Regions from separate parts of the Homo sapiens genome. Here region 2 is linked to region 1. The links are chromatin loops, found by intact Hi-C in ENCODE. Cell type or tissue: heart right ventricle. All regions are shown on one strand. Links, peaks and the distances in the headings refer to the core of each region. The heading gives the core; the rest is flanking DNA. Region 1 has its middle 120 kb from the start of LINC02518. Region 2 has its middle 23 kb from the start of LINC02518.

The links. A loop is a pair of places that touch in the nucleus more often than their neighbours do. Peaks named below come from ENCODE experiments on the same cell type or tissue, not always from the same donor. Only the 100,000 strongest peaks of a DNase experiment are listed, where the experiment ranks them.
Region 2: a loop joins it to region 1, with 2.1 times the contacts of the local background. A loop is called at or near these places in 6 of 110 quality-filtered maps.

The regions. Positions count from the first base shown.
Region 1 is chr6:113,307,382-113,323,357 of GRCh38, reverse strand. No RefSeq gene overlaps it. Among named protein-coding and RNA genes, the nearest start is that of LINC02518, 120 kb to the left of the region's middle. In heart right ventricle, for the core only: no CTCF peak of the experiment used is centred there; no DNase peak of the experiment used is centred there; H3K27ac peaks cover 849 bases.
Region 2 is chr6:113,448,006-113,463,981 of GRCh38, reverse strand. No RefSeq gene overlaps it. Among named protein-coding and RNA genes, the nearest start is that of LINC02518, 23 kb to the right of the region's middle. In heart right ventricle, for the core only: no CTCF peak of the experiment used is centred there; no DNase peak of the experiment used is centred there; H3K27ac peaks cover 1,018 bases.

The DNA.
Region 1 (15,976 bases), core at 3,802-11,801:
TGCACTGGACCTCACAGATAATGTAGAAATGTCCTTTTAACAGCAACTGTATTTCACTGACATATTCCCAGTGCCTGGAAGACTGCCTGGCATGTATAAGGTGCTAGACAAATATCTGTTCATTGGATGGATGAATACTGTACCCATGGTCTCCTAAGAAATTGGATAAATTATTTAGATATAGAACTGTGGTTCTTAAACTTTAATACATATAAAAATCTTCTAGGCTAATTTAGTTTTGTTAAAGTACAGATTCTAGGCCCCAGCCCCAAGGATCCAAAATTTAGGTGGTATGAAGTGAGGCCTGATAAAGTTGTATTTTAAAATAATTATCTTCCATAATATAGATGCTGACAGTCTTTGATCCGCAGTTAAAGGAAAACCCATATTGAAACAGAACTAAATGACTTTAATCTTGGTGACCTCACCTGGTGGTTTGCACCTACCTTTCACCTCTGGGGTAAGGACAGGAGCACATTCATCTAGCTTACTCTTCCTTGTCCTCCAAAATTCAGCTCAGTAATTATTTTATCAATAAAATTTTTCTTGACATTGTATTTCCTACTTCCCTCAGTTATTCTTTGTCTCTGTTTCAATCGTGTAGTGGACATTCATCTTTTATTATGCCTCTCAGCAGTTTTTTCCCCTTCTGGCTGTAACTGTACCCTGAATTTCATCTGGGTACCATCTTTTCCCTCTTTCCCAGTTGCGGTGCTCTAAGCAGAGTTGGTTGCTCCCCTGAATCAGAGTCCAAACATGGCTATGTTTGGTCAATTAGAGCATCGCATTCCCCTCATCATGGCAATTTGTTAAAGATGAGCAAATGGCCCAATCAGAACTAATGAAAAGTAATAACATTTTATTGGAAGTTCACGAAGAGTCAACTTTCAGTTACACTGGAAATAAAACAGAGAAAAACTGAATTCATCTTGCCTCCATCTGGAACCTGAAAACAAGACCAACCAATGAAAGACAGAAGATCCCAGAGATGAAAAGATCTGGCTCTTTTGATATTACTTGAGCCCCAAATCCAGCTATGAATGAATTTAGCTCCACCCATGAGCTTGTTAGTTATAGAGGTCAATACATTTCCACTTTCCATAATCTATTTTGAGTTAGGTTTTTTATAGCCAAAAAAATCCTAACTAATGTACATAGGAAAGAGTAATAGAAATACTCTGGCACTTATTCCACTGAATTATAACTGTGGATTCCCTTTTCCATTTTCAAACCTACTCCATATAAACCACCTTCTGCCCTTACTATGTTGTGAGCAACTTTATAGCAAGAAGTATATTCATTTAATTCCATATCCCCAGAAATTATCAAAATATATTACAGATATTTGGTACAGAAATAATATTTGTCGAATGAAAGAAAAAATAGGTTAAATGTTCTATTTGCCAGTGAGTTTTCTGAGCATGGAGAGGAATTAAGATGCTTGCCATTTTTATGACTGAGCTGTGTTCTCATCCTTTCTTCTTGGATATGTTTTTCTTTATAGTGTATTTTTTTGATCATTCTCATTTTAAGCAAACCTCTTGAAATTTTGTCCTTTAATTTTTATTTTTAGGGAATAGCCCCTTTCTCTTTGAGTTGTGTCACACAACCACCTGTTTTATTACTTATTCAGTTTTTTTGTCTTTGATTACATTATATAGTGTTTTTATTTAGTGGTTCCGAGTCATTCAGGCTGTTTTCTATAAGCATTTCCACCCACTTATGAGATCTCACATGAATTAACTTCCTGACACCTGGTAATAGATATTTACTATCCATTCTTTAATGTGCATCCAAGACTGTTTCTCTACCAAACCCAGAGCACAACTGAGCAATACTGTTTCCTACAACTCTTTCCACAGATTAGGAAAATAAACAGACAATCTGCCATTCTGCAGTCATTTAATTAGCAAAAATATATCAAATGGGCGTTGCATGTATGATTCTAAGCTAGGTGCTGTAAAGGATACAAAGATGAAAAGCACAGGGCTCTGTCCTTTGGGAACCATGGTGGAGGAGACCAAAGTAAACATACTGCAAGACAAAGTAAAAAAAAATGCTACTTAAGTGTGCAAGAACTCAATGAAAAAGAAATGAAAAAGGAGTGATTATATTTGACTTGGGACCCAGAGATGATTCAATCTGGACTGTGAATAATGGGTGATCGCTTTAAAGGTGGGGACATGGTGCCAGTGGAGGGAACAGTAAGAGTAAAGGTATGGAAGTCTCTGTCTTGATTCAATGTTCCATGTTTTTGGGGCACAAATATAGCTATTAGAATAAAATGCAGAGAGGGACATAGTGGGAAGTGAGATCAGAACAGGTAGAATATTAGTTTTTCTATTGCTGCTGTAACAAACAACGACAAACTGAGTGCCATGAAACAACAAAAATTTGTTATCTTACAGTTCTGTAGGTCAGAAATGTGATATTGGTCTTATTGAGCTAATATCAAGGTGCCAGCAGGGCTGTGCTTCCTTCTGGAACCTGGAGGGAGAGCCATTTCCCTGTCTTTTGTAGCTTCTTGAGGCCCCCTTTCCCTTCTTCCACCTTCAAATCTCTCTGACCACTTGTATTAGTCTGTTCTCACGCTGCTAATAAAGCATACCCAAAACTGGGTAATTTATAAAGGAAAGAGGTTTAATGGATTCACAGTTCAGCATGGCTGGGTAGGCCTCACAATCATGGCAGAAGGCAAATGAAGAGCAAAGTCACATTTTACATGGAGGCAGTCAAGAGAGCTTGTGCAGGAGAACTCTCATTTATAAAACCATCAGATTTCGTGAGACTTATTCACCATCATGAGAACAGTATGGGGGAAACTGCCCCCATGATTCAATTTTCTCCACCTAGCCCCACCCTTGACATGTGGGGATTATTGCAATTCAAGGTGAGATTTGGGTAGGGACACAGCCAAACCATATCACCACTCTTTCATTGTTGCATTTCCCTCTGATCAGAACAAGGAAAGGTCTTCACTTTTCATGTGATTAGACTGAGCCTACCTGGAAAATCCAGGATAATCCAGGATAATCCTCCCATCTCAAAATCCTTAATCATATCCACAAACTCCCTTTTTTCCATGTAAGGTGACATTCACAATTTCAAGAATTGTGAATTCTTGTAATCTAATTTCAAGAATTAGAAGATGGATGTCTTTGCAGGGGGTTGAGGGGGGCATTTCTCCACCTACCACAGGTGTTTGAAATCATAAAGAACTTTGCCACAATTGCTTCAACAATATATTTCAGGCTTGGTAATATGAAGTATTACTCTAAAAACAGTAAATGCAATTAAAACAGGTCAAAGCTGAGAGTTCAAAATAATCCAACCTAAATGTTATTGGAAGCTGTGAACCCATGGACAATCAAATTGTGTTTAAACACTTGCTCAATTCTTATATTCACCTCTGTATTTACTATGGCTCTTTGCAACCAAATCAATAAGCAAGATTTATAATTTGCACATTAATTTGAGTCTTTGTTTTCCTTTCAGCTAATGCCATTAGTGATATAGATGCCACACTGAGAATTTCTGAAGTAGGAAAAGAAAAGTTAATAATACATACTTCTTTTTCTTTTTCTTTTTTTTTTTTTTTTTTGAGACGGATTCTCGCTCTGTTGCCTAGGCTGGAGGGCAGTGGTGCAATCTTGGCTGACTACAAACTCTGCCTCCCTGGTTCAAGCAATTCTCCTGTCTCAGCCTCCCGAGTAGCTGGGACTACAGGCACGTGCCACCATGCCTGGATAAATTTTTTTTGTATTTTTAGTAGAGATGGGGTTTCACTGTGTTAGCTGGGTTGGTCTCGACCTCCTGAACTCGTGATCTGCCTGCCTAAGCCTCCAAAAGTGCTGGGATTACAGGCGTGAGCCACCACACCTGGCCAATAATACTTCTTTTTAAACATATAGGTACGAAAACTCTAGCAGACATAATGTTACTAAACATGTAATTTATCAAATAACTTCCACAAATACATGAACATTTTTGTTGAATTTAATTTGGTTTATTCATTCGGCCAAGTCACTTTTAAGCAAACAATTTTTAAGCAACGACAATATGCAAAGAATTTACATGCTTCTATTCTTTAATTAATTAGCTAAGCAGATATTTATCAAGAGCCTACTACATACCAGGCACTGTTTAACCACTCTGAATAAAGTAGGAAACAGAATAGGCAGAAGTCCCTGCCATCATATAATGGAGTGAATGGACAATGTACAAGAAAACTGAGCAAACTAAATAGTATTTCAGACTGTGATAAGTACAAAAGAAAAAAATCTAAAGTAGGGGAGGGCAATATAAAATATTAGGGGTGTTGAAATTTGATGGTGAAGTTCATGGAGAAAATGATTTTCAAATAAAGACCTACAGTAAATGGGTTGATCTTATGGCTCCAGTTTTCATGATAGAAATCTGAAGCTTAAATGCTCCAATTGACTGGTCCCAGTTCTCCTGGCCTCTGGGGTCTTTCCTCCCCCAGCTGCCACCCACTCTCAGGAACACCAGGAAGGGTGGCGGGCAAAGCAAACATGAGTCAGATGCAGACTCTCTCCTGAGGAGCTTCTGGGGCTGGGGAGGAAGGAAGGACACAGATCATTGTAATCGACGGTACAAAATGATTTGTAAAGCACCATGACGGATCAGCGGGAACTGAGAAGTGCTTAAACAGGAGTTCTGTTTATCACCAAGAATGGCAAAGAGCCAGAAAAGCATTCAATCTATAGAATTCTCAAAACAGTTCTTCAGAAAACAAGCTGTTCACAGCTGCCTTTTGATTTTTTCTTTCTGTTCCTGTGACATGAAGCAAAAACCCAAAGCAAATGAGAGAAAAGACAAGTTTCCATGTAGCATCTTGTAATACCTGCATTATTTGAAGCTTGTGAGTGAAGAAGGGTCAGGGTTTTGGCTACTTTTGGTTAGCGTTCCTCCAAACACAGCAGGCTCCACACTTACGCTGGCAGCCAGAAGCTGCCATTTGGAAACACAGAGGCCTTGTCTGGCATCTTATTCCTTATGTGCTTGCCTGTCAGTCAGCATTCAGCCACCTGTGTTCTTTCTATTATGTTTTTGTTCCTTGTAATAAAGTAGATTTTCTTTCTTTGAGAATGAGCATAAAGATACACAGAAAATAAAACCAGGTGCCTCTTCGCAAGGCTCCAGCAAGCAAGCACACAGATGAGGCATCTCAGCCTCTCCTGTAGGTTTCCCGAGAGGAAAATGCTGCCGCTGACATGAATAGCAGAGGCCAGACAATGATTCTTAGAGAAGATAAACAGCCTGTGATTCCCTCCTGACGGCTCCCGCTCCTTTCCTCGATGACTGATCCTGGAGCAAAAGGTCACGGGGATAATTCTGCACCTGCAGCCTGGGAGGACCATACTCAGTCCTCAAAAAGAGCTCTCCCATAATGGATGCTAATTATTATTGAGTCAAATGCATCCTTTCATTGAGGGGCAGGTGGGAGACTCTGTCACTGTCAAGGCCATTATATCAAGAGCAAGTTTAGAATTCTTTGCACAGATGTGCCTGTGCCCAAGAAGTCCCAAGTGTTGTATGTAGGTGGTTCATAAAGAATATATAATCAAAAATTTCTTCAATTCTATAATGACATGTTTGGACTCAGGTGAATGACAAATGCTACCCAGCACCCAAGGCCAGAATATTGAGTGGAGGAGCATGATTTATTCATAAGAGCTTGAACTCTACTGCTGGGCCTTGGGTTTCATGTGAGAGTTTGCCTCCAGCCATCTGCACTCTGAGCAAGGTTAGCAACAGCTATCGGGACCTTAGAACCCTCTGGGAATTTGCTTCTATGGATATTCATCTGCTTTCTGGTGACTTTTATGAGAGGATAGATCCAGCGAGGAAAATGAAGAGAAGGGAGAAAATGAAAGAAAATGCATCCAGCTCTAGGTAGAGCATGACTGGATTTAGCTGAATGCCAGAGTGTATATGGGGACTTTCACTTGATATTAACCACCCTTTGTTTAGGAGAAGAATTTTAAAAATGTTATTTTTTCTTGCTTTAATCCATCATTTCTACTTTTCTCCCTATAGATAATAAATTTAATGGTTTTTAAAGATTTCTCATATATCAAAATACCATTGCAGAAGTGTACAGTGATACATGGTATTCACATTTACAATTTTATTCTGAATTTTGATTGTTGTATTTGTAAAAACACAACTCTACCCCTTAAACTAACCATTGATTGGAGAAAAAAAGGCCTACATATTCACTTATTTATCAAGAACTATTATATTCAGACTATTTTCTGGACATTTATTCTGGGCTCTGACACAAAGATAGGGAAGGCCTTATCCTTCTCATTATTTTTACTACAGTACTTTAAAGATGCTGCCCCACTATTTTCTAATTCGTATTATTTCTAATGAGAGCTCTAATGCCATCCTTATATTTATATATTGGCAAGTAATATGTCTTTTTTTCTCTGGCTGCATTAAAAACTTTTCTCTTTATTACAGTCTATAGGCAATTTAATTTATGTTAGGCCTTCCACGTAAATGTCTTCAAGTTCTTTGTGTTTGAGTTCATTGAGCTTTTTGGATCATTTTCATTTAATTTAGAAATTTTTTATTCATAATTCTTCAATTATATTTCTTTCCTCTTTTTTCAACCCAGGGACTACAAACCACATACATGCTCAAAGTTGGGTTGCAGTTTGCTGATGGTGTATTCATATTTTTTTTACTCTCTTTTCTCTCTATATTTTACTTTTTGATCATTTACATTGCTAGGACTTTAAATTCACTAATATTTTTTTCTAGTGTTTAACCCATTGTTAATCTCATTCTTTAGATATTGTTTTTAGCTCTAGAAGTCCTATTTGTCTTTTTAATACTTCCACATCTCTTTTAACATGTTCATGCTTTCCTCTACCTTTTTGAGTATATGGACTGTAATTATAACTGTTTTTATGTCCTTATCTACTAATTTTATCACGTGTAATTTCTGGATCTGTTTCTACTAGTTAATTTTTCTCATTACAGTCTTTTGTGAATAAGGAATATTTCTTTAAATATCCTTGAGTTCTGCTTTAGGATGTAGTTAAATTACTCGGAAAGATTTTGATCCTTCCAAGGCTTGGTTTTTTGCTTTGTTAGATGTACATGACCGCTCTTTGAGTTAGGGCTAATTTGGCTTCACTAGTGAGGCAATACGTTTCTGAGTACTCTATTAGTGCCCTTTGTATTACAAAAATATTTCACTCTGGCAAGTGTGACATGAACTACTTCTGGTCTTGGGTAATCTCCAGAAATTGTTCCAATTGCTTCAGCGTTTTTTTCCCTAAGACTGCAGTCATTTGCTCACAATCATGTGCTGACAGGTTTTAGCTGAAGACTTAAGGAAAACTCTATGTCTTCAGAACTCTCTCTCCTTTCTGGCCCTCCATCTTGGGAATTCTAGCCACCTTGACCTCTCCAAATCCTCCACTCTGTGCTTTCAATTCTGAACCTGCTTCTGAATTATCTGGGGTATCTATTAAATTGGAGATTCTGAAGCCATGTACACTACCTGAATCATAATTTCTGAAGATTAGGCCCAGAATTCACCAGGTTCATAAGTTCCCAATAAAGCTACTGACTTATGAGAACCACAGCCCTGATGAAACCTTTCTGAAAGTTTGTCAGTTGCCAAATCCAACAGCCTTCTCTGGGCTTCAGCCTCCTTAACTTTGCCCGAGATACAGCATCTTGATGCTCTCCTTTTGGATGTCCTAGTACTATAATGTAAAAAACAGGAATTTACTGGTTATCTGAGCTCAATAGTCATTCACATACTGTCAAAGACAGAAAGAACTTGGCCTGGGGCTTAAGAGACTCAAATCCTAGACTGAGCAGTACTATTGACTTGCTCTAGGATACTGCGTGACACTGCAACACTGTTTCCCCCATCTGCCAAGTGAACATTAGTAATTTAATCCACCTTAGGAGGTGGCTATAATGATCAAATGAAAATAGATATAAATGCATATACATAGTGTAAAGATCTCTCAGCTTTTCTTACATGTGTTTCATTTCTTTGTCCTTTGCTCATGCATTCCAACAATATCCCTCAGGGAGATATTCCAGCTTATTCATTCTATCTTCTGCTATTCCCAATGTACCACTCAGCACATTTATTGAATTGCTTTTATTTTTAACTTCTGTGAGCATGTTTTTCCAAGATCTCTGCTTCTTTTTCATGAAATCCTTTTCTTGTCTTATAAATGCGCTGTCACCTAAAACCTCTCTGAGATAGAAATTGTACCTGTATGTTAGTTGTCTTCTGTTTGTTCTTCTCACTCCACTGCATTGGGCATTCTGTTATTTGGTGAATGTGGGGCCTCTTTTTTCTGGTGCTTTTACTCAAATCCTCAGTGATTGTTGATGGTTCATATTTGCATATGATAATCAATGTTTAATTGTTTGTGAACATATGTTCTGATTAAAGTAGCCTTCTCTGAAAATTGTATGGAAGGACAAGAATGTGGTTTGCCAGCTTTTGAAGATTCTTTCAGAGTGTGGGAGCTCTCTGCTAATTCAATAGTCTTAAATTAGTTGGGGTACTTTCCTACTTTTCAAAGCCTAATATTTATTGTGGGAGCCTTTTATGGCAAAAATACACACTTCAGGAAGTAACGTAGTTATGGCTTTAGCATGCGCAAGCTGAAGTCCATTGCCCCTCTTTCTCTCTCTTTCTTTTTTCTTTCTTTCTTTCTTTCTTTTTCTTTCTTTCTTTCTTTCTTTCTTTCTTTCTTTCTTTCTTTCTTTCTTTCCTTCTTTCTTTCTTTCTCTTCTTCCTCTTCTTCTTCTTCTTCTTCTTCTTCCTCTTCCTCTTCTTCTTCTTCTTCTTCCTCTTTTCTCTCCCTCTCTGTCTCTCTCTTTCTTTCTCCAGTTTCCTTATGGAGGGTGAAGATTTTTTTAGGCCTTACTCTGTTTTTCTCACACTACTCCCATCAGTAGTGTGAAGAACCTTATCTTTGAAGATCACTCACGTTATTAAAGACCTGGGTTTTCTTTGGAGATAGTTTTAAAAAAGAATATTTGGGAGACTCATAGCTACTGCCTGTTGTTTAACATAAGTGGGCACAAGAGGGGTGAAATTGGCCTGGTTAATCAAAATGTGGTACTTCAGTTACCCTGACTATTTCCTAAGCTCCTCTTGATTTTTGATTCCGAGTTTTGATTATAAGTGAAATTGCTTTTAAAAGTAATTTTCTCATCTGTGTGTTTTGGCTGTTGTTTTCTCTGCTTTTGTTTCTCTGACATTCTGACTCCATCTGCTTCCTATCTTTCAGGAATTCCTCAAAATTTCCCAGGAGCTGGTGGTATTCTTTCTGTTTGTAACTGCTGTTCTGGATTTGTTCCTCTAAAAAATTTAAGTAGTAGACTGGGTGTGGTGGCTCATGCCTGTAATCTCAGCACTTTGGGAGGCCAAGGCAGGAGGATCTCTGGAGCCCAGCAGTTTGAGACCAGCCTGGACAACATGACAAAACCCCATCTCTACAAAAAAAAATACGAAAATTAACTGAGCATGGTTGCACACACCTGTAGTTCCAGCTACTCGGGAGGCTGAGGTAGGAGGATCACTCAAGCCCAGTAGGTTGAAGATGCAGTGAGCCCTGATAGCACCACGGCACTCTAGCCTGACCAACAGAGCAGGACCCTGTCTCAAAAAGGAAAATAAAAATAAATTAGGTAGTAGGAAAGATGGATGTATGTGCTCTGTCCTCATGTTAATATAATCTTTACCCTAGTACCTCTAATTTTAATAATCAAAGGGGAAAAAAGTTAAATGATCTAAATAAATTCTTGGAGAATAGTTTTCTAAATGTATTCTCAAATTTCGAATGTGTGCTTATTTAGAACCTGTGACTCCCTTTATGCAGTTGCCTTATAGATTGTCTCTTATCCAATCTCATAATTAATTAGTAAATTGCAAAAGTTGATTAAAACAAGGAATCATAAATATCATAAAAATGATTATAATAATGATACATACATACATGTTCTTTCAATGTGTTTGTGTATATATGTGTATATGTATGTGTGTGTGTGTATAGATATATATTCTTGTGTCAATCTTTTGATTAGAGGCCATTATTTTGGGATGCAGATACCTTGTTTATAATTATAATTCACCTGAATTACATAGAACATGTCCGTTGAGACATAGTCTGTGTTTTCCAGTTTTGGTTACTCTCAAGTGGACAGGAATGTAAAGCCATCTGAGTGGAGAATTCTTCTGCATCTTTATTATTTACATCCTTTTGTCCCAATCATTCACAGTTGCCTAGTCCACACCTCTTTTGCAATAATCATTTAACAATTCTCCTTTTTGCAATACTTCAAAAACAGTTTTTATTGAAACAACCCCCTCTTTTCACTCCCATTTCATTTGTTTATGTAATATTTAAACTGTATAGTTACAGTAAGTACAGTGGGCATAAACACTTTGGGAACTAAGATACCTAATGCTTATAAGAATACAGTTTGGGCCAGGCACGGTGGCTCACGCCTGTAATCCCAGCACTTGGGAGGCTGAGGCGGGTGGATCACGAGGTCAAAAGATTGAGACCATCCTGGTCAACATGGTGAAACCAAGTCTCTACTAAAAATACAAAAATTAGCTGGGCATGGTGTCGCATGCCTGTAGTCCCAACTACTCAGGAGGCTGAGGCAGGAGAATCACGTGAACCTGAGAGGCAGAGGTTGTAGTAAGCAGAGATCGTGCCACTGCACTCCAGCCTGGTGACAGAGCGAGACTCCTTCTCAGAAAAAAAAAGAAAGAAAGAAAAAAGAAAGAAAGAAAGAAAGAAAGAAAGAAAGAAAGAAAGAAAGAAAGAAAGAAAGAAGAAAGAAAGAGAAAGAAAGAAAGAAAGAAAGAAAGAAAGAAAGAAAGAAAGAAAGAAAGAAAGAAAGAAAGAAAAAGAAAAGAAAGAAAGAAAGAGAAAATACAATTTGGCTGGTGGATACAAAAATGCAAGAGCAAGTGAGATTTCAGCTGTGAGTGTTTAGAGACTGTGAGCATCAGGCTATGTTTAAAGTGGGAAGAGAGCTCTGTTTGATTTGACAATTATGTTAAGTGAACACTGGTTTAAAAGGCTTTAGTATAAATAGGTCATTGTCATTTATTCTACACAATAATTCTAGGCATTCTATCAGATTCCCAGGATATAGAGATTGACATGATGAATAATAACAGTTAAGACACACACACACATAATAAGATACAATAAAAAGCTCGCACAGGTTTGTGTATGTACTTATCATAAACAGGAAACCATAAATAATGGGAAAAAACTAGTCGTTTAGAAAATGACCTTGGGAAAATTGATTCACTATATGGAGAAAAAATAAAACTGGATTCCTACCTATTTCCACATACAATGGTAGAGTCCAGATGAATTAAATACCAAAACATGAAAGACAAATCTGGAAGTTGGTAAAATAAAAATATAAGAGAATATCTTTTTGATTAAGAGATGAGGTGGGGAAGAACTTTGTAAACAAAGCTTCAAAAAGTACAAACTATAAGGTAAACTTGATTGTTTCACATCAAAATAAGTATTTCTGTTCAATAAGGGATTTAATGGATTAGGTAATGGACATGTGGCAAAATGGGAGAATATATTTCAAATGTCTAACTCTGGAAACTTCTTCATGTATAAGGAACACAAGGAACTCCTGAAAATCATCAACATTAACAAAAAACAGCAATCCAATAAGAATGCACAATGATACAGAAAAGAAGAACCCCCAAAAGCCTGAGAAGTATGTAAAGTGATTCTTAAATATATCAGTAATCAGAGAAATGCAAAATAAAAAACAAAATACCATTTTACATGGCTAGACAGCTAAAAATTTGGAAGGTAAGTAATGCCAAATGTTGGTAAGGACATTGGCATATTGATATTCTCATATGCTTATGGTAGGAGAGGAGATAGGTTCAGCTATTTTGGAGAGTATTTTTGCACTGCTTAGTCAAATTAAACATGTGAGTTTCCTGTGACCCAGCAATACAGCTTTTAAGAGATAGTTACATTTATACACACTTATACACACATGTATGTACATATAATATATGTATACATAAAAACATACATTATACACATATGTGTATGTATTTATAATATATATAAATATTGTACACACACACAAATTCTCACAATCTAAAGGGAATTGTAAATGAATGCTTGTTATTTAGTTATGTGGTGATGGGAATTTGGAACCACTAAAATGTCCTTGTGAGAATAAATAGGAAAATTGTGGCAGCTGTATTAAAGAGAACATTATGCTCCAGCTAGATGCAATTGATTAAATATATACATGGCACCATGAAGGGATCTTAAAAATATAGTATTGAATAAGCAAATCAAAATACAGAATATGTTTAGTTAACAAATTAAAACACAGACTATGCATAACACCTTTAATAAAAAAGTTAAATACCTGCATGTGAAACAAAACAATTTACAAGGACATGTATGAATATGACGGTACACATGAACACATTACTCAGGTTGCCTATGGGATAACAGAGAGAAATTGGAGTGTATATAGAGATAAAAGGGTTTAAGTAAGTGAGTAAACAAATTAGTACTAGGTGTTGGATGGTTTTGTGAGAACAAAGTGAGATAATATGCAATGAATTCAGAAGTAAAATTAACTTAGCCCTCCTCACATGAGGCCCCAAATATTTAGAAGAAAAGAAGCCTCAATAAAACATCCGTTCTCTGAGAACTCATCAGATGACTAAGTATTCAAAATAACAGAAGGTAGCAAGTGCAGCGTGCTAATGGAGAACTTGGGAGAAATACCTCATGTCTGGAAAACTCCCTGGAAGGGTTGACACATAATTCTGAAAGATGAATGTGAATTAACCAGGTGAAATGAATGGAAAGTAACATAAAAGAAAGAAAACTGGGATTTTTTAAGTAAGAAAGAATTTTTATAACATAATATGGTTTAATTTATGGATTATAGTCATATAAATTAGTTTAGTAGAGATTTTGTCCTGATCTTAGATATCAACATTAGAATGTATTTGCTGAGCATTTCTTATGCGAAATGATGTTTGAAATTCTAAAATATTTGTGGGAAATTCAGATAATCCTATGTGGCTGTAGTCACTATATCAGCTAGAAATTGCATTTGGCTGCAAGAGGTCTGTAAAACAGTGGGCTAAACAATGTAGAGATTTATTCCTCTTTCACACAGAGGAAATGTAGAAGCACACTGTTCAGGGCTGCTGTGTCATATCACTATAATGGTTAGTTTTATGTGTCCACTTGACTAGGTCATGGATGGCCTTGATATTTGGTCAAACATTATTCTGGGTGTGCTATGAGGGTGTTTGTGATGAGATTAACATTTAAATTGGTAGACTGAGTAAAGCAGATTGTCCTCCCTAAAGTTTCTGGGCCTTAGTCAATCAGTTGAAGGTCTGAATAGAACCAAAAGGCTAAATAAGAGAGAAATTCCTGCTGCCTGATTGCCTCCAAACAGGGACATCAGTCTTCTCCTCTCTTTCCACTTAAACTGAAACATCAGTTCTTCCTGGGACTTGAGCCTACTGGACTTCAGACTGGAACTACACAATTGGCTCTCCTGGACCCCCAGCTTGTTGATTGCCCATCTTGGGACTTGTCAGCCCTCATACCCTCATGAGACAATTGTTTATAGTAAATCTCCTTCTCTCTCTCTCTCTCTCTTTCTCTCTTTATTCTCCCTTCCTTCCCCTCCCCTTTTGTTCCCTCCTCTCCCCTTCTCCTTCGCTCCCCCCTCTCTCCCTCATTCTCTCTCTCTCCCTCTCTTTTGAATGCTGGTTTTTATCATGGAACTCCAGCCCTCAATTTTTTGTTCCAAGCAACAAGCTGAAGAAAGATGGAAGGGCTGACATCTGGCCAAATCAGCTCACTGTACACCTTCTACTACAACTTACTGGCCAGATCTTCGTCATGTGGCCTCTTTATCTGAAAAGAAAGCTGGGAAATGCAGTTTCTCAGTTAGATACACTGCCATTCCCACACCCAACAGAAAACAGAGTTCTGCTCAGGAAGAAGTAAAGATTGAACATGGGATAGACATCTTTCAGTCTTTGTCATAGCAACTAATGCCTTTTGGCACATAGTAAACATTCCATAAATATCAGTTGAATCAAAAATTTTAAATTTTCATAAAATTATGCATTTCTCATAGAATTGTAAAGAAACAAAATATTGAGCTCTGAGTTCTATTACTCTTCTCTGTTCACAAATTCATGTAGAACATAAATTCTAAAGAAATGTTGAATGACTTTTAAGTGCCGAGAATTTTTCAAATTATGTTAATGAATTATTGTAGAATAATCTTAGACAGCAACAGATAAAATTTTATCAGACAGATAATAATCATATAAATACATAAATTATTTAAATGTAAATCAATTTTTCTAAATTGTTCTAGCATATTTGAAGAGTTATCTATTTTTAATAAGTTCAAACATTCCTCTTTGGTCTTATGATATTATTAATCTAAGAAAAATGTTCTTTATTGGAAGTAAAACCTAAATTTCAGCCAGGGCTCTGAGTAATCATAAAATATAAATGGATGAATGCTATCTCATGGAAATTTTGCCTAACTAGATAGACTCATTCTTACCCTAAAATGTAAAATATATATATTTCAGGCATTTAAAATATAACATATGCTTTCAGTATTAATTGGTGATTAATTATGTTGAATATTTTAAGTTTTTTATTTTTTTCAGTTTTTTCTGAGCAAGACAGAATAGCAGAGCTTAATGATATGCATCTTGATATTCTGTGCTCAGAGAAAAAATGAGTCAATCCAGTAATTCATTTGTCATATTGATACATTAGAAGTCAGTTATACTTAAACACACACACAGACACACACACACATACAGCTCTTAGTGACATCAGGTTAAAAGCAAAAATGATCAAGCTATGCTCATTCATGGAAAAGAGATAACTCAATCACTGCAAAAATGACACTTTCTGATTTTGAAAAGTTCGCAGGTGGGTTGTCTCTGCTTCTTCCCTGAGAGAGTTCCCAGTGCGAGTGATGCACATTGCTGGTGCTACAGGTGCCAGTAGAAGGATCTCCAGGGCAGTAGAATCCCATGGCAACACGGCAGATAAAAATGACTCAGCCCTCTGCTGCCAAAGGTCTTTGCCAGTGTGTGAAGAGCAAGGATCTCAGTTGTAATTCAGTCCTTGGTATTAATAGAGGGGAATTGTGTTGTTCATCAGTAAATGCTGTTCATTCATCCTGCATATTCATTGGTCCGTATTCTTTTTCCCTATTTAACCAACCATTGCCATCCTTTACTATCCATCCCACAGTGAGTCTGAAAATCTGTGGTGTAAGAACTAGTCATTGCAATTAGATTATTGCTATGATCACATAATATGGCATGTCATACTTCAGAAAGAAGTGATAGAGTTACATAAAAAGTTCTTAATTTCTCAGATTTTGGCGGAACAACTTTCTGATTTAAACATCGAACATACCCATTAACTCATATATGGGTGCAGCACACCAACATGGCACATGTATACATATGTAACAAACCTGCAGGTTGTGCACATGTACCCTAAAACTTAAAGTATAATAAATAAATAAATAAATAAATAAACATCAAACATAAAATATAGATATTATCTTTTGAAAACAATAGGAAATGTATTTTTCTACCTTGTAATGCATTTCACATTGGTGATAATATTTGACTCTATGTAAAATGCCAGTGTTTCAGCTTGGATTACTTTGGTTCAAATCTTGGACTTTATTTATAAAACAGCATATGTTAATAGTACTCCCTTTGTCGCTATTGCTCCTTTTGATGCCCTTGTCATCAATTGGCATGACCAATGCTACCTTTAAGTGACAAAATTGAACCAAATGCTCAGTACCTTACCATTCTGTAATTCAGATCAATATGATGACACTATTTTTGATAGTA
Region 2 (15,976 bases), core at 4,295-12,294, 140 kb before region 1:
AAGCTTGTCATTGCATTTTGCAGATAAAGATGGAGCATTTGGTCATCACTTCTGCAGATAAAGAAATTGAAGTTCAAAGAGATGTCCATCCAGTAGATCTTATTCCAATTTGATCTACTTTGGAATTTTTTTCTCATTCTGTTTTGTTACATAGACTGACAAATGAATTTGGTGGAATTTGGCTATAAGGTTAATGTATTCAGTAAAAATGATAGAAATCAATTTCTTTTCTGCCTTCTTAGTTATCTGCCTTTTCTTCCTTTTTTTTTTTAAGATTTCTTGGTTTTAGCCTTGGTTCAAAACCCCTCCTATAACAGCATTAGTTAATAAAAAAAAAAAAAAAAGAAAGAAGATTAATGAAGGCTGCTGGCGTTACTCACTATACATTGCACATGAAAGAAAACTGGGTTTTTAAAAATCATGTACCCAGGTGGTAAATTATGTAGTTATCTCTAAAGGAGCACTTAGCCAATGTGATCTCATTAATCCTCACAACACAGTCTCGATGTCTCTATTTTGTAATTGTTGCAATTTACCAGTAGGAAGTAAATAACTTGACTAGAATCTTGATTTTAGAAACTCTTCTTTTTTGGAAGCTCTGACTGTTATGCACATGTCTGGTCTGCCTCTCCATATTGAAATCTTTGTAATTTATCTAGTGTATTAGTTTCCTAGGGCTGTCATAACAAAATACCACACATTGGCTGATTTGAACAACAGAAATTTATATTCTCACAATTCTGGAGGCTAGAAGTTCAAGATCAACGCATTGGCAGGTTTGTTTTTTTTTTCAGAGTCTCACTCTGTCACCCAGGCTGGAGTCCAGTGGCACGATCTCGGCTCACCGCAACCTCTCCCTCCCAGGTTCAAGCAATTTTCCTGCCACAGACTCGTGAGTAGCTAGGATTACAGGAGCGTGTCACCATGCCCGGCTAATTTTTTTTTTTTTTTTTTTAGTAGAGACAGGGTTTCTCCCTGTTGGCCAGGCTGGTCTTGAACTCCTGACCTCATGATCTTCCTGCCTCGGCTTCCCAAAGTGCTGGGACTACAGTCGTGAGCCACCATGCCCTGCTAGCAGTTTGTTTTTTTCCCGAGGCCTCTCTCCTTGGCTTGAAGATAGCCACCTTCTAACTGTGGCCTCACATGGTCATCCCTCTCAAGTGTGGTCTGTGTCCTAACCTCTTATTACAATGTTCTGTCATACGGCATTATGACCCACCCTAATGACCTCATTTTAATTTAGTTACTTCTTTCAAGACTCCATCTCCAAATACCAAATACAATCAGACTCTGAGGCACTGGGGGTTAGGGCTTTCACATATGAATTTTTGGGGGGACACAATTCAATCCATACCATTCAGTATGACATTCAAAAGTAAAACTGCATGTGAACACTTTATAAGAACTAAAGGAAAGGACATAAGCTGTAAAATGGGAGTAAAGGAATGGCACAGGGATGGTGTTAAAGGGGTGGGGTTAGGATGGTGGTTAAAGAGTTGGGCTAGAATTTTCCCTTGGTCTAATATAAAATGAAATGTAGAAATAGAGGCAACTCACTCATAAAACCAGGGCAATACTACAGCACGATCTTTTGATAAATATAAATAATTATAAGAGTATTCTGCTTCATTTGTGTGGACAATTAACTGTACACTATCACTTTTCAGTAATAAATAAGTGGTTAAATGGCAAGTTGTATTATATGCTTTTGTGTACTATGATTTGAAACTGAAAGAATTGAACACTGTAATATTATTTCTTATAACTATATGAAGGAGAATAGGCGCTCAATCCAAGATTGACGGAGTTTCTGTAAGCCCAGACAGTTTCTCACACTCCTAAAAAATAAAAATATTTTTATCAAAAACACACATCCTTTTGTTTTAAGGGCTGCTTACATGTCTGGTATCTGCACACCAGAAATGATGCATACTGGAGCTATACCTTTACCCCTGAACCCCCTGAACTTTGGATGGAAAAGTTCACAGATACAAAGCATGCAGAAGCAGGAAGCTCAAATTGCCTTTCTGCCCATCTTGATAGTTGCGGAGTGAATTTTTTTGTTTGGAAAGCTGAGATGATCACAGTGGGGCAACATGTTAACTTCATCACACTCATACAGCAAGAAAAAATGACTGCTGAACGAGATGAGGACAACTCTGACAAAGTCCATCTGAGAGTTAATTATAGGGAAAAAAACCTAGGATAGCATGAAACATATTAGCCAAATATTTTTTCCATAGCCGGAGTCCAAGAGAGTCACATGCTTTTTGTATTGGAAGAAGCGAAGAACTATGTCAGAGCAAGTCTTCATGGGGAATGAAGAGCAGGTCATGGTGATTTATAGTTGCATTGTCAAATTGCCTGACAATTTTTACTTTTGCTTGTTATCAGGGTTATGAGATAGTTCAGTTTCTAAGGAATGTCTGTGTTACTATAAGACATTTCAGACTTCAGACAAAAACCTTCCAGTGGCTACCCAAAGACCCATACCCAGAGAAAAGACCACTTGGTATCAAGACAAAATTTGGAAATAAGCTGAAATCACTTCATGTTTCCATATTAATGAGAAGAAGCAGCTGAACATTAACAAATGGAAGCATGAAAGGTGGCTGGTGAGACCACTAGGGGCTCTGCAGGGCCCAAACAATTTACTATTAAGTACAAGCTAATGAAGTGGTGCATTAGATTCTACCAGACATCAGTGATCCATAGGAAGCTAAGAGCGAGAAGTACTCTTTTTCTTTCCTCTTTATAATATGCCAGCTTACATTATAATGGTAATCAGTGATGGGGTTATTAAAGAGAGGTATTGTTAATTTCAGCATAAAGCAATATAACTGTAAGAAGTTGCTAAATTACTCATAAATATTTTGATTTTAACGTAGTTTTGTGTCTGAATAATATTGTCAAGAGCAGAGGGTTAAAGAACACAGGCTGTGGAGTCAAACAACCTGGGTTCACACTGTTCTCTACTTACCAGCCCTGGTATTGTGGGCAAGTTACTTACCCTTTCTGAGACTCAGTTCTCTCAGCTGTAAAGTGGGAGTAATGTAGCATTCCTCTCATTGTTGTAGTATGATGTTATGTTAAAAGAAAAACCTTAAACAAATTAAACTTAACAGAGTGTAATAGACCAAAGAACAATTCACGTATTGGGCAGTCCCCTGAACCAGAATGGGCTAAGAGGGCTCTGGAGCTGCCACATGGTCAAGTTGTATTTATGGACAATAAATGGAAATGAGGTACAGAAACTGCTGGATTGGCTACAGCTTGGGTTTTCCCTTATTGGCACATGATTTAATCAGTCGGCTGCCTGTGATTGGCCAAAACTCTGTGATGGGTACAAGAACAGGTTACAGTTTGTTAACATGTCCAGTTAGGTTGCAGTTCACTATGTACAGAGAAATTTTTAGGCTGAAGTTAAAATATGTAAGGAGCTTTCGGCTAAACTTGATTTAATAGTAATTTAGTGTTGTAAGCAAAGCAGATAGATTAAAATCGGTGTTAAAATGATAATGTTGCCCAAGGATTTCTAGTTTCTGCCTTTTCAGTAGCAGTTTTCTGGTACATATAAAATATTCTCTAATTGATGCAAATTGTGACATAGGTATGTTTTGGAAAACTACACATAGTCATGTAAAGAATTTTTCCTGGTCCCTAGGTCTGGATTTTGTCCTCCATTTTGTCCTAACCAGAAGCCTTAGCTAATAGCTGGGAGTTTGTAAAGGTGAACACTCAGTCACTGGGGCAGAGGGGTATATTTTGGCAGTGGAAATTCTTCAGCCCCTTGCAGCTGGCTCCCTGCAAGTCAATGTGGAAAAGGTGTGACCTCAAGGGTGTGTGGCATTAGGAGTTGATGAAACTGTAAGGTAGGCATGGGCCATCCCACTGAAATTTTAATAGCATTCATTGAAATTTAATGAATCGGCCATTCTTTGATAAGAAAATGGTGAGAATCTATTGCAGGGGAGAATTCAAGATTCACATAAAGACTTTAAAGGAATTTGGTGTTTAAGATGGGGATAGGATAAAAGTATTTCCCCCTAACATTAAAGCAATGCAAGGGAATTTCAGAAAACCTTCATTCTACAATCCCTGGGTCAGTGACCTCATCTCCTACCATGGAGGAGGACTCTTAGCTTTTGTAAGACTCATCTTAAATAATTAAGTAGTCTTTGTTTGATTACATTTTTGTGATGAGAAAGAAAGTTTTTACCTTTGATTGTGCCTTTTAAAAGCTCATCTGTTCAGCTAAATGGTTATTAATTATTAGTCTTTACGCTTGTTAATTATATCGGTTATTGGTGGTTATTATATTGTCTTAGTTTTTCTCATCCTCTTCCTCCTTTCTTATAGCCAAACCAAGAATTAACATTATCCTGGCATTTATGAGAAATATATAACTGGCAGTCCTCAGACTATATTAGGCAGCTATGGTCTCTTACGACATATTTCATGGATTTTAGACAAATAGATAAAGAAGAGTAAATTTTCTATTTTTGAAGTCCAAAACTTTAATTAGACGCTACAATCACCTTTTTAAGTTTAATTTTTTTTGGGGGGGGGGTTGGGGGAAAAAAACAAAAACTCACAAATAAATCTGTCTCTTTGACTTAACACCTTGGATTATTATTATTATTTTATTTTCATTTTTTGAGATGGAGTCTGGCTCTGTCACCCAGGCTGTAGTGCAGTGGTGTGATCTCAGTTCACTGCAACCTCCGCTTCCTGGGTTCAAGCAATTCTTCTGCCTCGGCCTCCCAAGTAGCTGGGATTACAGGCCCCCAGCACCACATTCACCCAATTTTTGTATTTTTAGTAGAGACGGGCTTTCACCATGTTGGCTAGGCTGGTCTTAAACTCTTGACCTTAAGTGATCTGCCCACCTTGGCCTCTCAAAGTGCTGGGATTACAGGCATGAGCCACTGTGCCTGGCCCACCCTGGATTATATTTTAACAATCCAAAAGTTTTCTCATATTTGACCCATGACCTGATTGAGCTATTTTTAAACAACTAGACATCTTTATTTCTGAATCTTTTTTTTTTTTTTTTTTAAAAAAGGTCAATTTTAATGGCTGTGTGTAAATGGACTAAAGCAGGGTTCACAAACTACAGTTCATTGGCCCAGTCTGGCATGCGTCTTGTTTGTGTTTGGTCTAAAAATTAAAAATAGCTTTTATCTTTTAAAGCATTCTAAGAAAAACAAGCAAACAAAGAACAATTGGCTACAGAGATTGTATGTAGTCCACACAGCCTAAAATATTTGCTCTCTGGCTTTTGACAGGAAAAGATTGCTGCCTCCTGAGCTGAGGGATTGATTACATATTATATTTTCTGTTAATTCCTCTTAATGCACTCTCTTCTCCCTGCCCCTGTCCAACTACCCACATCCTTTCCAGGTCTCATTGCTGTCTGATGATCCAGCCCCTTCCTGAACTACGGCTTGTGTTAACAAATAAACAAACACAATATATCACTACCCATAGAGAAAATCTGTGGTTTTCCTGGTTGTTTCATGGCTTATTACAGTAGCTTTTCAAATTCAATCTCTAACCTTTATGCTAATTAGAATTAACCTATCTTGAACTTGAATGGAATCTTGCTCTCTGGAGCCATAATTAATGCACAATGTTATTCAAGAATAATTCTCATTAGTGTGTGGTAAAGAAAAGCAAGAATACTGAAGTTTGAAATACTAGTTAGTCCTCAAAATACATAAACATGTGCTGGGAAGAAATCCTTCCATAGTGAGGAAGAAGACAAGACAGAAGCTCAGGAATTAACCGGTTATAGAAAAAGACTTTCGCTTTTAAAATGGAGATAAAGAAGGGTAATTCAGAGTGTTGGAATACTGTAATCTGCTATGTGTTTATTTTTTCCTTAAGTGGAAATGGACATGTGAATAACACAATTATCTTCCTGCAGGAAAACAGAAAACCAAGACCCAATTACTCTCTCTCTCTCTTTTTCTTTGTGACCAGTGGTAATTTACCCCTTACAGTCCAGAACATGGGCTCCTGCTGACACTCTGGCCCCAGATATCTGACCTTTGTTTGTATCATTTCATGCAGGAAAATTCCTTCGTTAACTGAAGAAAGGCAAACAGTCTAGTGCAAAGCAAACGCACCAATTAAAGATGGTATGATCTAGAGCAAGCCCAAGTTGTAACAAGTAAAAAAAAAAATAGGTCAGATTAATATTTTAAACTGTTATCAGACTCCTGCATGTCTGTGAGAGGCTTTCTTTTGAGTTTTTCTCTTGACATTTTCTGAGAATTTCCTTGGTTATTTTCAAAAACTAAAAATACTTGTATGAATGTAAACGATTAAGTAATAGGTTTTATTTATGAATGGGTTACATCTCAGTTCATTGCTTTTGCAATGCTGCTAACTGCCCAATTATGTTTCATTTTGACATCAGTCTTAATGTAGAAAATGAAGAAACAAAGAATGCAAGTAAAGTTTTTACATAGACAGGCAGAGTTTGGGCAGGTCCCTTAAAAATTCTCTTAGGACTTTGTGCAAATGTCCAGCCAACCACAAAGCCATTCCCGGAATATTTCCTCTTGTCCAGCTCTAGAGGATTCTTGGTTGTCACGTGGTCTTGGAGAAATGCACGGCCATGTTTCCTTACTAAGAGGCCCCTTTCCATGATGCTGGTTGTAGCCCTCCACTGACCTTTTGTGGCGGTGACACCCACTTCCTGGCTGCCAGCTAACATCATCCTCCATCCTTCTTTTAAGAAAACAAATCTCAGGGAATGGATAACCAACCAAAGGAAGTCAGGAAGAAAGCAGAAGATTGTAACAAAATAAAAACATAAATCAACCTTGGTAACTTCAGGGAGAAGACTATAAAAGATGCAGCTTCTGGTCTATCCCTTTCCTACCAGATAAAAGTTTTAGATATGAATGGATCTTGTTACAGAATGTGTGATTAGCAAATTAGCCATTCTTTTTCTTTAATACACATTGCCACAACAGAACTGGCAAAGCACTAGACCTGGAATTGGAGATCTGGATCTGAGCCATTCAGTGGTTGTTGAAATGATGTTCCATGTGTCTGAAGATGTGAGGAATTGTGTCTTTTTTCTCGTTTTCAAGTTCATCCTTCTCATCCTTTTACCACTATCTCTTCTAGGCCCCTTTGCTGCAGGTATTGGTGTGAGATTGGAAGTGTGGGAGTTGGAGGGAGGAGAAAAAGAAGCTGCACCATCCATGTATTGCCATATATTGTCCTGGAGCCACCCGTATCAGCACACGTGCACATGCACACAAGCACACACAAGCACAGCCTCTGGCAGCCCCTTCAGTATTATTGACCTATGACTGTGTTTAGAATAATGCCTGTGGCATAGAATGTTCTTTATGGTTTTTAGCTATTCTTATTATTGTTTTATGAACAAAAGTGTTCCAGCATCAGATTAATTTGGGAAGGCTTTCATTCCTATGAGATTTACAATAAAAGTGATAAAAAGTTTTTAATTAGAGAAATCTGTTTAACTTTAGTTATTCTAGCATTCCAAAACTGTTTATTTCGAAACTCACCAGATATTATCTTGTAAAAGTGAGGTCTGTAAAAGTATTTTAGAAAATGCTCACCTAGTCGGACATCTGGAGTTTCCAGACAGTATTGCCTGGTATTGTCTCTTTACTTGTTGTGTGACGTAAGTGGGCTTCCAAGCTTCAATGAATCCCCTTTTGGTTTCTCTATTACATTGTTATTGCTGTGGCAGACACACCTTAGGATGACCCCCTTGGAATACTAGTTAGTGATCCACGCCCTTGTATGATCCCCTCTCCTAACATGTCAACGTGTTTCTAAACAAAGGAATATGGCAAAGGCTGTGAGATGTCACCCCCTTGATTAGATGATGTTATGCTGTAAAGGTGATGGGTTGTCACTACCATGATTATGTTTCGTTATATGAGACTTCATCTTAGCCTATGTATTAGTTCATTTCCACACTGCTGATAAAGACATAGCAGAGACTGGGTAATTTTTAAAGAAAAGAGGTTTAATTGACTCACAGTTCCACATGGCTGAGGAGGCCCACAATGATGGTGGAAGGCAAGGAGGAACAAAGCGACATGTTACATGGTGGCAGGCAAACAGAGAAAATGAGAGCCAAGCAAATGGGAAAACTCTTTATATAAAAGCATCAGATCTCGTGAGATTTACTCACTACTATGAGAACAGTATGGGGGAAACTCCCCCTATGATTCAATTATCTCCCACTGGCTCCCTCTCACAACACGTGGGAATTATGGGAGCCACAGTTCAAGATGAGATTTGGGTAGAGACACAGCCAAACCATATCAGCAGATGAGAGTGAGAGAGACAGAGAGAAAGAGAGGAGAGAGATAGACAGATGGAAAGAGAGAGAGGCTCTGCTGCTGAGCTTAAAGCAAGCTGCTGTGAAGTGAATGGTGTGAAGAGAGAGGGCAACATGGCAGGATACTGTGGGCAGCTCAAAGGACCTGAGGACATTGGTGATACAGCAGCATGGAAATGAATTCTGTCAATGACCACCTGAGCTTGGAAGAGGACTTCAACTCTGGAAAGGAACACAGCTCATCTGACACTTGATTGTAGCCTTCTCAGATCCTGAGCAGAGGACCCAGCTAAGCCATCCCCAAGCTCCACACTCACAGAAACTGGGCTATAGTAAGTGTGTGTTGTATTTGGGAAGGCTCTCTTTTCTATTACGTTGTTTTGAGTTGCTACATTTGTGGTAATTTTCTATCATTGCATTAGAAAACTATTGCCTACTAAAAATCTATTCACCCTTTTTTTTTCATTACTAACAAAACCTAGATTTCATTCAGAATGCCAAGCTGACCAGAAAAAGGAGTTGTTTTCCTGAATCTTTTTGCTGAAAAGTAGACAAGGTGATACATTTCTAACCAATGAGTTCCAAGTGGAAATCTGATGAGAATTCTTGAAGACTTGCTTTCCTGAGAAGGTAGAAAGACACATTGGTTCTCTCTTTTTCTTCATTTTTTTCCCTCTGAATATGGACCTTAGGTAGGAAACTGAAGCCGCTATGCTATAAAGCAGACTCATAAAGTTGCCAGCCTTGTTGAGCCACTAAACTAACACCAGTCTTCACCTGCCTACATAGACCTTGTTACCTTGAACACGTAGGAAAGAGTGATTGATGCACACATCTGTATAACAGAAGACTATTTGTTATGATGACTACAAGGATGTGTAGAAGTCCTAGTATTATGTGCATGGATTTTAGAGGATTCAGCACCAACTATTGCTTTTCCCTCACCTGAATTCAGAATCTATTGAGAGACACACATATCCACAGAAGTCAGGCAGTTGGAGAGGAAAATAATCCCCTATTTGTTTAAGCTGCTGTGTGCTGGATTTTCTGCTATGAGAAGCTGAACATATTCTTTAATAGTTTACATACATGACTGTTGTAAAAATTAATGGAAAAATACAAAGCACCTGGAAAAATCCGTGTCACGATGGGCCAGCCATTCTCCTTTCATCTGTGTCCACGCACACACTTTTACTCTCTTGCTTCCCTGCTTTTTCACAGCACCCCCCATCAACCCTCTCTCTATCTTGCCCCATTTCCATTCCTTCCTTGACTTCTTCATGCAACAAATATTTATCTAGCACATGCTAATTCCCGATGCTGTGCTAGGTACTGAGGATACAAATGTAACCAGTGCATGCATATCTTCATCTTCATATTTCAGTCTTTGCCTCATTAGAATGAGGAGTTTAATGATGGATTAGCTGCCTACATTTTATTGTGATTGAGTTTCATTCGTGATGTCAATACATATTTGAATTTAATGATTCTTCATCTGACTTTTTATAAATACCTTCACTTGCAGATAAAGGAATTCCAGGCATTAGTAAGCAAGTGATGAAGGATGTGTGGGAGTTTAAAGGTACATGTGAAAGCAGGTGGCTGGCTATGGACAAAGGAAGTTATGTCCCTTTTTGCCGATAATTTCTGGAGCCTGGTATTTGTTTTCTGACAGTGTCTTCCTATCTCCCACCTACCTGGTCTCAGGTCATTCTCTCTCCTCTCTGTCAAGTGCACTCCAATTCTGCCCCTTTCCTCTTCTCTTCAGGCATCAAAATTTTGAAAAACATCGCTTATTATTTTGTGCACATTTAATTGTTCTTACTGCATAAAACTACTGTTGTATCATGCCCCTCTTCTCTGGGAATGCCACTATTATGGGTCCCCGTCTTATTTCTACCTTGTGAAATAAAGACTCAAATCAGGACATGTAGCAATAGAATTCATTTTCTTTATGAAGAAGATATTTCTGTGCCCTTAATTAATTATTCAATACATTTTCCATTTTCCATGCAGCCTATATGATTTGGTTTGGCCTATTTTAGACTACAAGCCAATTGAAGACAGAGTTTGATGCAATTCATATTGTGTTATGTTTGGGAAGTCAACAACTAGTGACAATTGGTGGCAGTGATGGGCTCTGTCTGAAGGTCATGAGAAGTAGGCCTAAGATCATTTAGGGTCTAACTAAAATATGCCTAGTTCTTCTTTCAAGTATTCTCTACAGAATGAAACAGAAGCAAACCCAGAGGAAATAAAGAATATTTTTAGTTTATTTCTGGTGAACTTAAGATACAGGAATTTGAATGGCCCTACCACTATCATCCTAAAACACATAGGAAAGAGTGACTGATGCACAGCATCTGTATAACATAAGACTATTTGTTATGATGACTACAAGAATGTGCAGGAGTTCCAGTATTATATGACTGGATGTTAGAGGATTCAGAACGAACTACCCCTTTTCACTTGCCTGAATTCAGAATCTATTAAGAGACATACACATCCACAAAAGTTAGGCAGATGGAGAGGAAAATGTTGCTGTTTTCACCAAGACTGTTGGGGAACCTGATGCTTGGTCTCTAAACAAGGTGGGCTTGCTAATATAGTCATGTGCCACATAATAATGTTTCAGTCGATGACAGACAGTGTATATACCATTGGTCCCATGAGATTCTAATGGAGCTGAAAAATTTCCATTGCTTTTGACATTGTAGCCATCATAAAGTCATAGTGCAATGCATTACTCCCATGTTTGTGCTGATATTGGTGTAAATAAACCTACTGCCTTGCCAATCTTATAAAGGTATATATAACACATACAATTATGTGCAGTCCATAATACTTGGTAATGATAATAAATGACTATGTTACTGGTTTATGTATTTACTAAACATATTTGTTATTGGTATTTTAGAGTATACTCCTTCTAGTTATTTTTTTTAAGTGTTAGCTATAAAACAGCCTCAGGCAGATCCTTCAGGAGGTGTTCCAGTAGGCATTGTTGTCATAGGAGATAACAGCTCCATGTATGCTATTGTTCCTGAAGACCTTCCAGTGGGACAAGATATGGATGTGGAAGACAATGATATTGATGATCCTGACCCTGTGTTGGCCAAGGCTAATGTGTGTGTTTGTGTCTTAGTTTTTAACAAAAATGTTTAAAAAGTACAGTTTTTTAAATGGAAAAAACTTTATACAATAAAGATATAAGGAAATAAAATTTTGTGCAGCTGTACAATGTGTTTGTGTTTTAAACTAAGTGCTTTGACAAAAGAATAAACAAATTTTAAAAATAAAAAAGTTTATAAAATAAAAAAGTTATAGTAAGCTAGGGTTAATTTATTATTGAAGAAAGAAAAATATTTTAAAATAAACTTAGTTTAGCCTAGGTGTACAATGTTTATAAAGTCTACAGTAGTGTACAGTAATGTCCTAGGCCTTCACATTAACTCACCACTCATTTGTTACCAAAACATCAGGGGTGCAGTCTAGGTTAGGTCCTGCTGCTCACCGCACAGAAAGCTAATCGCTGAGACAATGGATATCGCCAAGGAAGAAGACTTCAATTAAGTGCTACAGCCAAGGAGATGGAAGATCAGTCTCAAATCCACCTCTCTGGACCAGTAAAATTAGGGGTTATATAGCAGGGAAGAAATGTAATCCTGTGTGGGAAAACAGGAATTGGGGAGGGATAAGTAAGAGGAATTGGTCAATGGAAAGCAGGTGGTCAGTTAGGCAATCATGATGGGGGTGAGGGGTCTGACATCTCACTGTCCAAATGAAGTGATTTGGTGAGTTTCAACTCCTTGCTACTATCTGGGAGGTCTGATGGTTGGTTTCCAGAGAAAGGAACTCAGACAAAACAAGTATAATTTTCTCAAGTTTTAAAACTGGGTGGATCCATTTCTATGTTTAGTCCAGGAAACCATAAACGTCAGCTCTATGGGACAACTGGGTCAGTTTCACACTAACATTGACCCAGAGCAACTTCCAGTACTGCAAACTCCATTCATGGTAAGTGTCCTATATAAGCACACAAATTTTTATCTTTTATACCATATTTTTACTGTACCTTTTCTATGTTTAGATATGCTTATATACACAATTCTTCCCCATTATGTTACAATTGCCTAGAGAATTCAGGACGGTAACATGCTATACAGCTTGGTAGCCTAGGAGCAATAGGCTATCCCATATAGCCTAGATACATAGTAGGCTATACAACTAGGTTTCTGTAAGTACACTGATGTTTACTTATGTTTGTACAATAACGAAATCACCTAATGATGCACTCCTCAGAAAGTGTCGCTTTTGTTGAAAGACATATGATTGTACTTTAGAGACAATGGCAGCTCTGGCCAGCTGCAAGCCCTCCCATAGTGGGGGCCTAACCAGATGGTGCTCACAGTATAGAGGAACAGAGCAGGTTGCTCAACTCTGAAGGAAGAGCACACCGCTTGATTCCTTGTCTGCAATCCACCCACAGACCATTCACTCTTCCCTCCAAAGCAGGGGGTTGAACAGAGCTAGGTCTAGGGTGAAGGAGTTGAGGCAGAGTTGTGCAGGGTCACATTTTGTCTTTATTTAAAGTTTTGTTATTTTTTTCATCATATTTTTTTGCATTAATTTTGATTTTTAAAAAATGTTGTATTAGAAACATTATTTTTCTTGATTATTGAGTTTTTTGATGCCTCCTCAAATTTTGCACCTGAAGTGAATGCTTCACTTACCTCACCCTACCCCCAGCCCTGAGAACCAACTCAAAGGGTAACACTAACAAAAGCCCTTCCAGTTAGGAATATAAGTAGCAGGGGACATATACCTATCTGGCTGGATGTTTAGTAGCTTAATAAACCATACTTAATTAAAATTGTTCTAAGATACTTAAGTAGTTTGGGAAGCATTTCTCTTTTTAGTCATTGTGTTGTATCTCTCTTGTTAAAAAAACAAAAAGCAAGACAGGCGTCAGAGATGTTAGAAGGTGATGTAATATTCAGTGATGCTACCAAATAAGATTGGTTCTAATGATCCACAAAACAAAGTTCTTTAAAATAAACACTTGCTATGCCTTAAGATCCAGAAAATATTTGAATATATATATATATATATATATATATGTAAACATTATAAAAATGTAAATGCATGGTTGGATTTGTGGAATTTATGCATGAATGTATTCCACTTCAGTCCATATCCATCATAGGACGTTCTGTTCTTTTGACAAGTGTGTGCCTGCCTTTGGAATTCACAACACATTCCAGGAAAATCATATTCTAACTGGCTTGGTTGTTTACTTGGAAGAGAGCATATTTGCACCTCATTTTTCAACTCTTTAGTTTGTTTACATTGAAGCAAAACATTCTCACACAGGAAGAGACTAGATACTGTTTCTCAGTGGAGGGAGGCATTCTCTTTTCAGGGTCAGGAATTTCATGTCTGCAAAGCTAATTATAAGGAGATTGGAGACCAGTCCTTGAGGCTCCATGTCTGTGTCTCTGACCTTTGCCAAGGGCAAAGTGTTACCACAGACATGTCACAAGATATGCAAATGATACATTCTGACTTCAATAGCATTGTTAGCTTGTTTTCTGCTGCTGGTATAGAGATTCTCATCATAAGTCATTTTGGTGGATTTGAGACAGCTCTGTTCATAAAGTGAAATAGCCCAGTATCAAAATCCTTACCCAATTAATCGTGACATCTTAAATTCTCATAGCTACAGTTTTTTGAAATGGAAAACCTTTCACATTTGGACAAAATCTAAGCAAGTCATTGACCCAAGTTCATCAATTATACAATTCTGTAAGCTTTGATGATTCAAAAACATTATTTCAGGTCAACAGTTTGCTTGCCTCTAAACAAGATCTAATGGCATGGCTATTGGACCATGTTTAGTCAATTACAAAAGTTTAACAATTCAAAAGAATTATTCTAAGTCTATAGCTTTGTTTTGGGTGGCTTTCACTAACTAAACAGAGACTGTGCTGTCCAATGTGGTAGCCATTAGGCCCACGTGGCTATTGAGCACTTGAGACGTGACTTGGCTGAACTGAGATGTACTGTAAGCGTAAAATACACACGGGATTTTAAAGACTTAATTGAAACGATAAAATTTTGAACATAATAAGTTAAATTAAATGTGTTACTGAAATTTATTTTACCTGTTTCATTTTACTATGTTAAATGGTGCTACTAAAAAATTAAATATTGCATGTGTAGCTCACATTCTATTTCTGTTGGACAGTGCTGGTCTAGATGCTTGGGAAGTAAACACCTTGGAGAGAGACTCTGATATGATTTGTGCATTTATACTTCCTTTGATGTATTCCAGAAGCAGCATTAATTTACACAAAACCTCTCTGAGAAGCCTAGGACATGCCTCTTGCTAATACTTCAAGAAAAATAACTTCAAAGAGTATTGTCATCTTAAATATGATTCATAAGTCAGAGAAAACCTTGGGTTCATGCTTCAGAGGGTGAGACATTCAGGGTCAGCTGTTTCCCTTATTACTAACTCTTCCTCATGTCTAATTTAAAAGCAAAAAATCTTGGGGAGGGGAGTGGTTGTGAATTTGGGGGCTAGGTGCAGGTAGTCATTTTCACAGAGCATCTAGCATAGAGGAGGGCCTCAGCAAGTTTGCTAAATTGAAATCATGGAATACGAATTTAAATTAAAGCCTCATGGTGCCAAATTACTGCTGGCTTTATAGGGAGCCATGGTGCAATAGAACTAAAGTCCTTGTTGCAGTGACAATGATTCCTTTTTTACCATGGCACAGCCACAGAGTATGGGGTCACTGGGAAAAAAGCCAGGAAAAAGTAGTCTCAGAAATAAATAGTATAGGGAGGATTCTGAAAGATTAGAAAAGGTTAGAGGTCCAAATAATTGGGAAAGCATGCAAAATGTCTGTTGTTACCAGAGTTCTAAAGTGTTGGGAGGAAAAGATCCAAGCTGACGAACTCTGGGTTGACAGAAGAGAAATTCCCAGAGGTCAATGTAGGCACAATGTACCTAGTCCTGATGGACGTATAAGTGATGGTGCCATGGTTTCAGCCTCATGAAGCAAAGCTTGGCTCAACTACGGGCCTCTGATCCACTTTCTGCCTGGGTGATGACTGGTTCTGGGTTCTGTGTAGGTCTGAGCCTCCACGGGCCAATAGAAACTGACTTCACTTGATTGCAGATAGGATGAGAATAGTAGCTGAACTTAAATTCAGACAAACTTTGCATGGGTTTGGAGTTTTGCCGTATAAAATTTGAGCTAAGCTTCTTTAGTTGCTCAGTTGTGGTTCTGGATTGGAGGAAAAGGACCAGAAATGAGGGAATTCTATCCTCTTATGGCTTTTCGTACCACTAATTAAGACCTCAAAATTATCTTTTCTAACATTACTACAGCTACTAGGTGATCTAGATGTATAATTAAATACTCCTCTATTCTTTATGTTTTTTGTTCACTTTGAGGAACAGAAATAAAATAAACGTTTAGGCATATGGGAAGTTATATGAAAGGACTACCTGCTTCCACTGTAATAATCTATAAAATAAAAATTGGGAAGCTGTTGTCTCAAAAAGACTGTAATATATCAGACTTAAAAGCTGTTCTTTTTAGCCTTGATATTGTATAGATGATGCGC